Linked DNA regions of Homo sapiens: region 1 is linked to region 2. The links are chromatin loops, found by intact Hi-C in ENCODE. Cell type or tissue: left ventricle myocardium inferior. All regions are shown on one strand. Each heading gives the region's core, and the rest is flanking DNA. Links, peaks and the distances in the headings are about the cores only.

Evidence for each region. Hi-C counts contacts between places; a loop is a spot of excess contacts. Peaks named below come from ENCODE experiments on the same cell type or tissue, not always from the same donor. Only the 100,000 strongest peaks of a DNase experiment are listed, where the experiment ranks them.
Region 1: a loop joins it to region 2, with 5 times the contacts of the local background. A loop is called at or near these places in 1 of 110 quality-filtered maps.

The regions. Positions count from the first base shown.
Region 1 is chr1:237,256,508-237,261,896 of GRCh38, reverse strand. All of the region lies in intron 1 of RYR2 (ryanodine receptor 2), which reads right to left. Among named protein-coding and RNA genes, the nearest start is that of MIR4428, 210 kb to the left of the region's middle. In left ventricle myocardium inferior, for the core only: no CTCF peak of the experiment used is centred there; a DNase peak (open chromatin) is centred at 2,906; H3K4me3 peaks cover 1,097 bases; H3K27ac peaks cover 4,766 bases.
Region 2 is chr1:237,192,114-237,197,502 of GRCh38, reverse strand. The region is part of intron 1 of RYR2 (ryanodine receptor 2); the gene reads right to left. Among named protein-coding and RNA genes, the nearest start is that of RYR2, 150 kb to the right of the region's middle. In left ventricle myocardium inferior, for the core only: no CTCF peak of the experiment used is centred there; no DNase peak of the experiment used is centred there; H3K4me3 peaks cover 1,612 bases; H3K27ac peaks cover 1,974 bases.

The DNA.
Region 1 (5,389 bases), core at 137-5,136, 64 kb before region 2:
TGAAAAGTTCTATGGAAAGAAAAAAAAGAATAGTATAAGGGGATCGGAGATGCTACTAGCCTGGGGGAAGTTGAGGTTTTGAACAGAATTGCCAGGGCCTCATTGAGGGGGTGACTTTTGAGCAAAGACTTTAAGGAGGAATGAGAAATTGATCAAATGACGATGTGGAGACAGGGTCTCGCCATGTTGCCCAGGCTGGTCTAGAACTCCTGGGCTTAAGTGATCTGCCCACCTCGGCCTCCCAAAGTGCTGGGATTACAGGTGTGACCCACGGCACCCCACCAAAGTGTTTTATTTCTTTGTAAAACACTTGTGACCTGCCTTCACTCGTCCCACAATATAACCGTCCCGGTGGAGTGAGCACCAGTGGAGGGGGAGCAATCCAGGGAGAGGGAAAGCTGGTGAAAGCCCTCTAGGCAGGAAAGCATGGACTTAGCATCGTCAGAAAATTCACAGCTAGAGCAGACTAGGCTAGGGGAAGTGGGTGGGAGATGAGGTCAGAGATAATGGGCCCAGACCATGGAAAGCCTTGATGTCAGTGTAAGACCTTTGGATTTTACTGGGGGAAATGGGCAGCCACTGGGTCATGTACTAAATGTAGAGTGTAGAAAGGCAAGGAAGAAGCAGTTACCCAAGGGGGGTCACTGCAACCATTCAGGGAGGGAGATGGTGGCTCAAAACAGAATGGTAGCAGTGGAAGTAGAGAGAAATGATCAAATTCTAGATATGCGTTGCATTTATCAAGTTCCAGTTATGTTGCAGGCATGGTGATAAGTGCTTACAAGTTGATCTCATTTATCCCATCATTGCTTTTGACATTTATGTCATACAGACAAATAAAATGTTATCTATGCTATTTTTTTGTTTTTGTTAAAGCAAATAAGTAGTTAACAGAATAAGCTGAGATAATTCCAAATAAAAGAAGCCAATATTTTTGGACTTTCACTCAGTCTATATTTATTCATTTAAAATACAGGCAGTCCTCAGTTTGCATGCTAGTACAGGACCATAAAAATGTCTTCAGACAAGCTTTGGGAAAATTCACATTGTTTATCATTGTTCCATGACCTTTAAGAATTTTTGTCCAAACATGACAAACTCCCTATGATTTATAAATGTATAGACAACATTTTCTAAATAATAAAACTAAATGTACTTAGTACACTATAATTTAGAAGACTGGAAACATTGAGAATTAACGTGTTTTATTTATTTTATTTTATTTTTGTAGAGACAGGGTCTCACCATGTTGCCCAGGCTGGTCTAGAACTCCTGGACTTAAGCGATCTGCCCACCTTGGTCTCCCAAAGTGCTGGGATTACAGGTGTGACCCACGGCACCCCATCAAAGTGTTTTATTCCTTTGTAAAACACTTGTGACCTGCCTTCACTCATCCCACAATATAACTGTCCCAGTGGAATAAGCATCTTTGCTATCCCTGGACAAATTGTCATGCTCCTACATTTGAATCACCTTCGGGAATTTTCTCCTTTGTGCTTTCAACGTGCTGAAATATCTCTGAGGGTTCTTTAATGTGAAGTTTTTCACCTGGTGTCATTTACTCTGGAACACCTACATCCTATGGGTCAGAACCATTTTCCTTGCACACGTCAATAAGCTCACTTTCACTAAGTTCCTCTGGGTGCGTATTTACAGGCAGTCAAAGGGCAGGACTGTCATCCTTCCATAGCCAGGTCATCCTTTTAGAACTCCTTTATGTTCAATTGGAATTCCAGTTCCCAATGTTATCACTTTTTGTTTCTTTGATGTACTTTCATCTGTTAGCCAATTTCCACTTATTCATTTTTTGTAAATCTTGGATCACTGGGGAACAAGAAGGTAACAACACTACACACTTTGCCTTGTATGCATGAACTAAAAACCAATACACAGTGACCAGTCATCCACAGACTCTAAAAGAAGTGATGTGATCACATCAATCATATCCATATGATGTGCATCTGCTATTTGACAGTGATTCATATTCCTAATGTGGTGATATTACAGAATAATCTAGTCTTCTCATAGTTTTAATTGCAGTGATATGATTGCATTTGAACTACCGTGTAACTGTCTAGTCTTCAGTTCCCCACCAGTGGATGAACTGGGCATCCTCCAAGGTGCCTTCAGTCCTCACATTTTACGGTTCTGTGAAAAGGGCAAAAGAAGAGAACGAATTCCCCCCATGTGCAAATTCAAGCAGAGAAGTCAACTGTACCTTTCACATGTTTACTGTATAAGCCTATCTGTAGCCTTCTATTAAGTAGAGGAAATGACAGGATATTTCATTAGTAGGCTTAACTATTTATGCTGTGTGTGTGGTTTTATACAAGGTGACGGTAGTCTCTCTTTTTTTTTTTTTTTTTTAAATGGTCTAGAGCTCTGTTGCCCAGGCTGGAGTCTCACTCTGTTGCCCAGGCTGGAGTGCAGTGGTGTGACTCACTCACTGCAACCTCTGCCTCCTAGGTTCAAGCGATTCTCCTGTCTCAGCCTCCTGAGTAGCTGAGATTACAGGCGCACAGCACCATGCCTGGCTAATTTTTGTATTTGTAGTAGAGAGAGAGTTTCATCATGTTAGCCAGACTGGTGTTGAACTCCTGACTTCAGGTGATCCTCCCGCCTTGGCCTCCCAAAGTGCTGGGATTACAGGTGTGAGCTACCATGCCTGGTCCAGTAGTATCTTTTCTATCTCAAAAATAATATAGCTACAGAAGTAATCTGTTGTTCTGTGCTGATGACTCTTATGCAAAAGTTTAAATACAAAATGACACATAAGAGATTATGGCCTGTGAGGCCAGTATTAACAGTGTGCCTTGGTAATGTCAGCCAAAGGGAGCTGGACAGAAACACCCAAATACCAGACACCATCAAGATGATGTCAGAGCCCTCACTTTATTTCCATCAGTCAGAGATGGCAGCTGGCCAAGCAGAAGGCAGAAGGCAGAATGTTGCTCTGAATATATAAACTTTCATCAATGCTTTTCTAGTCCCAGTTTAGTAGAAATAAACACTTCTATCAGAAAGGAACTTTACTTTTTCATCTTTAATACACTAAATCAGGAAATCCATCAGTGCTGAGCAGGTATACTGCACCAATAAACTCTAAATTAACGCCTTAGCATTCTGTCACAGTCTGTTGTCAACCAACTGATTCAGTCTCACTCAGGGCTGTCCTCACAAGCCATCAGCAATCTTTAGTGACCTGGACTTTTAGTTCCTGCCAACTAAGAAGCAGCAAAAATAAAAACTTGAGCCATCTTCAAAGAAAGTCTTGAACACTTTTCTTAAATGTCACAGAAACCAAGAGGTACATAAAAGAATATATAGATATGCCTTTATTTCATGAATAGCCACCAATAATGATCACATTTTAATAGGTCTATTACCCCAAATTTTGCCATCCCCCATAGTTCCTTATCTTGATAAGTGGCACTGTCAAGCAAACAGTAATGAATGCCAGATTCCCAGGCAGCATCCTGATGACTTCCTCCTCCTGACTGCCTGTAGTCCTGTTACCTGCCCTGACATCACTCTGGCCATAGAGGAAGTCAGCTTCTCACAGTCCATCAGACATATTGCATGATCTACTTCCTCCTCCATCTATAACACCTTCTCACGTCATTCTCCACTCTGCTTGCTACAATCCAACCACACATACCGCTATTTTGCTCCTCAGATGTGCAAAGCCCTTTTCTTTTTTTCTTTTTCTTTCTTTTTTTTTTTTTTTTTAGATGGAGTCTTACTTTTGTCACCCAGGCTGGAGTGCAATGGCACGATCTCGGCTCACTGCAACCTCGACCTCCTGGGTTCAAGGGATTCTCCTGCCTCAGCCTCTCGAGTAGCTGGGATTACAGGCACCTGCCACCACACCTGGCTAATCTTTTTTTGTATTTTTAGTAGAGACAGGGTTTCACCATGTTGGCCAGGCTGGTCTCGAACTCTTGACCTCAGGTGATCTGCCCGCCTTGGCCTCCCAAAGTGCTGGGATTACAGGCGTGAGCTACTGTGCCTGGCCACAAAGCCCTTTTCTACCTCAAGGTCTTTGCTTGTTCTTCCTCCAGATCTTTGCAAAACCTGCTCTGTCCCATTTTTAAGGTCTTACCTTATTAGCCCTCTCCTCTCCTTCTCACCCTACCTTCCTTCCCACCATTATCTCTCCAGTTCCTTCATAACATGCATCACACTCTATAACTGCTTAGTTTACTCAACTGTTTCCTTGCTCACTGTCTTCTGGAACAGAAGCACGCACACTGCATGAAGAAAGACTCTGCCGACCTCGTTCATACCGCATCCCTGGTACCCAGCACATAGTAGATATTCAGTCCTCTATTTGGAGAATAAAGAATGAATGATACTTTCTATACCTTTAAAAGGGAAAGAAGCTACCATTGATTACATTCTAGAACTACCTCCTTCCTAGGTGTATCATTAAGCATCTACTCCCAGGTACTATGCATTATCTCAATGAAATAGCAAAGGGAGGTTCATGTTAGTTTTATTTATCAACTTATACCTATCATATAGCACAGCATCTGGCACAGAAGCGACGGTCAATGGCTAAGAAATGAAGAGCTCTATGAGTTAATTACTATTACTATTATTATGGTTACCCTACAGATGAGCAGAAAGAGCCATTGTAAGAGTAAGCCATTTGCTCATGGATGCGCAGGTGGTCGAATGAGACAAATCTGGGCCCACACAATTCCAAAATCTATGCTCCTAGCCTCAAGACTATATTGTCTCCTACAATGATATCAAATCACTGCATTAAAAGACAAAGTACAGTCCTGTGATTTCCCAAATATCTTTAGATAGTAGGCTACAGCTAAAGTGAATAGACTCTAGACTTATCGTATGCACCCTGAATAGTGTCAATGACAACAAAACCACATGAAAAACAAATTTACAGAAAATGCCAAGCAAATTGGTTTGAATGGAGGAGTGGGATGCAATGGTGAGGTGAGAAAGAGAAGGTTGGCTATATCATGAATAGGTAATTAAAATTTAGACTAAGGAAGGGCAGCCTCAAGTAAAGTCACTCAAATTTTTGGTAAAGGAGAAAAAAGTAGAGTGGAAGAGGGAGATCAGCACAGAAGATGAGAAAGCGACCGTTCTCACTTTGCATTTTAGAGATGGAAAAATACTAGAGTTAAGCCTACTTTTTTGGGCTATTTTAGGAAGAATGAATGTATTAACATCTGCCATATCCTTTGGAATTCATTAAAGTACTTGATAAAACAAAGTTATTGGCTCAGAAGCCAGCAGAGTGTCTTCCTCTTCAATTACCGCTTTCACAAGTTTCCATGTTACCCTAAAATCCAGGAAACGGAATAATTAAGAGGAGCAGCAGAGAACCAAGGAAGGTGAAGGAGTCAAGGGCACAGCCAGC
Region 2 (5,389 bases), core at 98-5,097:
TGGAAAAGTCTTTGCCTCAATATCTGAATATTACATGATTACATAATTAAGAAATATACAATTAAGATATTAAGACACAGAAAATTAAGTTCGGTGAAAGTAGAAAAGTACTTAATAAAATTTACACCAATTTATGAAAACTCAGTAAATTGAGATGAATGGGAATTTAACTTGATACAGTGTATTGAAATCCTATAGCAAATATCATAGTTAATGCCTGCTTTTTACCACTTCTGTTGAACCCTGTGCTGAAGGTATGAGCTAGTGCAATGAAACGACAATAAAAAAGGTATGAGGATTACAAAAGACATTATTCACAGACAATATGATTGGCTATGGAATCTTTCGGTAAATTATCTGAATGACAATTCAGCAAGGTAGCTAAATATAAGACCAGTATATTTTTAAAAATCACTTTACTTAATATATTTCAGGAACAAACAGAACATATATGTTTTTAAAGATTCCATTCACAACAGCAAGAAAAAAATGACACACTTAAGAATATAAATAGCAAAAGATGCATAAGAATTTTTTAATATAATTATAAAACTTTATCAGTTACTTTAAACAGGAACAAAATAAATGTAGAGCTATACCATGTTTATGGATAGAAAGGCTCGATATTATAAAGTTATGAACTGCTCCCAAATTGATACATAAATTCAATGCCATTCCAATTAAAATACTGACTGTGTATCTTACAGACTTTGACAAGCTGATTCTTAAGTTTGTGTCAAAATGCAAAGTGCCCGGAATAGTTAGGAACATCTTAAAAATGAAAGCAAGGTAGAGTACTTCTCATCAAGACTTATTGTAAAGCCATAGTTATTAAAATAATGTGATACTGGCCCAGACTTGCAAAGATCAAATGAGATCCATAAGTGTAGGACAATTTGATATATGTCAGAGCTGACATATAAAATAATCAGGTTAAAAATGAACAACAATAAATCACTATCAATATGGAAAAAATGAAGCTAACTCCCCAAATAAATTCTAAGTGGAGTCAATAAGCAATTATGAAAAGTAAAACCTAGAAAATTTTCAAAGACATAGAAGAAAAATTTTAAATTAGAGATTGTCATTTTAATATCTAGCTAGCTATTAGAATTTTGTGGAGAAGTGAATAAGATAATGCAAATGAAAACACTTTGAAAAGCACAAGGTATACCATAAAACATAGAAGGCAATTTTATTATTATAGAGCCAGACAAGTATGTTTCCATGTTCTACCCAAGTTATCCGACTCCAAAATTTTTTTAAATTTTGTCTCAATATATTTATTGTAGTTAAAAATGCTTCTGAAGATAATTTGTTACTAGAACATGAAAAGCCTACCAAAAGGACACTTCCTAGACCACAATATACTCAGTTGTTTCTTAAGCTGCCATTAACTTGACATTTGTAATTAATGATTTCTTATAAAAAGCAAAGCACTGCTACGATGTCCTTAAAAGGTCGCATGAATTTCTTTCAGGAACTCTTCAATACCCAAATGTTTTACAACATGCCGGACAAGACATGCTAAGATCATTGGCTATTTTAACACTGAAATTATAAAGCACCTTTCTCATATAATTGTTTTTGTCATTAATATTCACAATTCAACAATAATAAGCAATGTTAACGTCGGTTGAGTGCTCATTACTTCCCGGGTAATTTCTTAAGCCCTATACATATATTCTCATTTATTCCTCATTTCTGCACAATGAAGTGGGCAGTATTACCTCCTTTTACTGATGAGGAAACAGGTCAAAAGGGGACAAATAGCTAACCCAAGGGTATACAATGACCAGACTAGAGCCTATGCCAATTTGATGCCAAATATGATACTTGTTAACCACTAATCCACACTCCTTCAATATATGCATACATATGTGCTAAAGGCAAATAGAGAACACTTCCTAATGAATGTATAGAAAAGATTGAAGGAGGCCTGGTGTGGTGGCTCAGGCGTGGTGGCTCACACCTGTAATCCCAGCACTTTGGGAGGCCAAGGTGGGTGGATCACCTGAGGTCAGGAGTTTGAGACCAGCCTGACAAACATGGAGAAACCCCGTCTCTACTAAACATACAAAATTAGCCAGGCATGGTGATACACACCTGTAATCCCAGCTACTCAGGAGGCTGAGGCAGGAGAATCACTTGAACGTGGGAGGCGGATGTTGTGGTGAACCGAGATCACATCATTGCACTCCAGTTTGGGCAACACGAGCGACTGGTTATTGCTAAGTGCCGAGATATTGGGTCATTTAATTTTCACTTTAAATTAAATACTTTCAGAATTGAAGTTTATTTTTCTGCATTTTCTGTATTTTCTGTATTTTACATTTTATAAAATGTATACAATGAGCACGTTCAACTTTTCTAGTAAAAGTAAACATTAGGAAAATTATAAGAAAATATGTTTATGATCATGAATTCAGTAATAAAAGACCTAAAAGAGTTTGGAAAAATCCTAACATACCTATTCACAGGTCAGTGAATAAACATTTAGTGATGCCCTAATAGGTGCCAGGCACTGTGTGAGCCACTTGTACACACATCATCCTATTCTTAAGATTCCTCACTTTACCTATGAAGAAACTGCGGTTCAGGTAATTCCTACAGAAAGCAAAATTCTAGCCCAGGTTTCCTCCCACTATTCTTCAGCCACCTTTCTAGATGCCAAGGAAAGATTCAATTGAAGACAGCATGATGTTTGGAAACTTACAGCTAAAACCTCTTCAAACTCCTGGCTTTTCTTGGCAGCCTCAAGGAGAAGCAAAGATGCTTTGTCATCTTTCTCTCCCACAAGAACACTTCTGACAGCCCTGCTCACTCGCTCTCCCCTACTTCAGTACAGGAGTATGGACCCGCCTCTGGGTCAGGGTCAGAGTCTACATTGGTGGGCAGTGTCTATATTGGTGGTCAGTATTGATTTCCTTAACTCTGTCACCCCAGCACCTGCCTTTCTAGTGCTCTGGGCCCTCCCGATCCCTTCCTGTCTCGGCCACCTGCCCTGGATTCTGCCCCTTGTTCTCCTGGACTTGCCACCACTGCTCAATATTCCCAGGCCTACCTCTCCCACACGGGAATCTCAGAGGCTGCACTATGAGCTCCTTGCCGCTGTTTCTCACTCATGTATAGTACGGTGGGTCCAACAAAGGGGTTATAAATAATGAATTCATTAATATTCTTGACTTTGTGCCTGATAGAACTGCGACAGCCAAAAAATCTCTTTTCTTCTCTAGATTTCTAATCCGGGTCTCTCCAAGCCAGCCCTGAATGTCCAGGATAAGAAAAGGAAATCAGTAGAAGCCAAGGAACTCAAAATTCATAGAGTTCCTTGCTGTACTCTGCCAGCAACTATGTCAAGGTCAAGAAAAGAAGAAATGAAATGCATTTATGCAAAGGAAATATTTAGAATGCAGGGAAAAGACATTTATTTCCAAGCAAAATTCCTTTCCAAGTGCTCTAATCAATGGCAAATACTCAAAGACATCAAAAGGATTCTGTTTCTTCAAAGTTTAGAAGAAAAAAGGAAAACTTCAAGATAGAATGAAAAGTTATGAGAATGTTTGACGCAAGAGAAAGGCAATCTTTTCTTCATAAGAGATTTTTTATTAAACTATTAGAAATGCAGTGAGGAAAAAAAGTGACAGAGATGTAACAAATACATTCTTCTGGAATCTGGTCAAAGTCTTGCTATCAATATTTTTGTTTTATAGTTTTATATCATATTTGTGCTTCTTTGTGAGGATCATCAGTTTTGACATCAGTGGAAATATGCAACTCGTTTCCAGAGTTTTTGGAAAATAAGAAATGTGAGTTACATAAAAAAGAAATCCAAATACATCTGCAATTTAAAACAGCTTCTTCCCCCTCACCCCTTCAAAAAAAAGCAGTATTCAATGCTTAGTGCTGAGGGGAGTAGAAGTACTGATTTGTGACATGCAATGAACTCCCTCAGGATTCCACATTTTAATCACTGAACATCACCATTGTGACAAGTTAGAAGGAGTCACTCAAAAGCATTCAAGATATTTTTGTTTGTTTTTTAGATGGAGTCCCACTCTGTTGCCCAGGCTGGAGTGCAGTGGCGCGATCTCTGCTCACTGCAAGCTCCACCTCCCGGGTTCACGCCTGCCTCAGCCTCCCGAGTAGCTGGGACTACAGGCTCCCGCCACCATGCCTGGCTAATATTTTTTGTATTTTTAGTAGAGACGGGGTTTCACCATGTTAGCCACGATAGTCTCGATCTCCTGACCTCGTGATCCACCCACCTCGGCCTCCCAAAGTGCTGTGATTACAGACTTGAGCCACCGCACCCGGCCTTCTTTTTTTTTTTTTGTACTTTTAGCAGAGACGGAGGTTTCACCATGTTAGCCAGGATGGTCTTGATCTCCTGACCTCGTGATCCGCCCACCTCGGCCTCCCAAAATGCTGGGATTACAGGCATGAGCCACCACGCCTGGCCGCATTCAAGATATTTTTTAAAGGCAGAGAAAGGTAATTTTTAGAGAAACTCCAAACAGGTGTTACCTTGCCCACGGATTTGGGATTCGGAAGGATACTGAAAAACACATCTGCTTTATCTGTGTCATTAGGTTTGGATTCTAAATAACATCAAATAATTTAACTATATATATTATCTAGAATACTATCACAGATCATACATATTGATGAGTATTTACTGCTATTAATTGAAGAAGCACATTTAAATGAAGTAAAATAAAAATCAAAACAACTGGCTCTTAGTAAGCTATACTTAAGTTACGTATCTCTGTTCTAAACCCCTTAGCGGAAAATAAATGCCCTCTACCTTCCTTTCTGGAATTTTAAGATGATTAATGTCTCCCATAATCTTTTGACTCCTGTGTAAAGGCAATGCCTTAAGGCTAATTAATTGGCCTACTAGTAGAATGTGTGGTTTCTATTAAGTGAGATCACAGAATTTGGAATTACTAATAAATTTATTATATGCTATCTAAAATGGTTTTGTTGGCTAGGCGCTGTGGCTCATGCCTGTAATCCCGGCACTTCGGGAGGCCGAGGCCGGTGGATCACCTGAAGTCAGGAGTTTGAGACCAGCCTGGCCAACATGGTGAAACCCCGTCTATACTAAAAATACAAAAAAAAAATTAGCCGGGCGTGGTGGGCGAGTGCCTGTAATCCCAGCTACTCAGGAGGCTGAGGCAGGAGAATCGCTTGAACCCAGGAGGCGGAGGTTGCAGTGAACCAAGATCACACCATTGCACTCCAGCCTGGGTGACAGAGCGAGACTCTGTCTCAAAACAATAAATAAAATTTTGAAAAAATAAGAAAATGTTTTTTTTTTTTTTCTGGAGAAAGCAGAGGCCGCAGTATTGTGATGCATGGGTTGAAGTCTTGGCTCTGTCCCTGT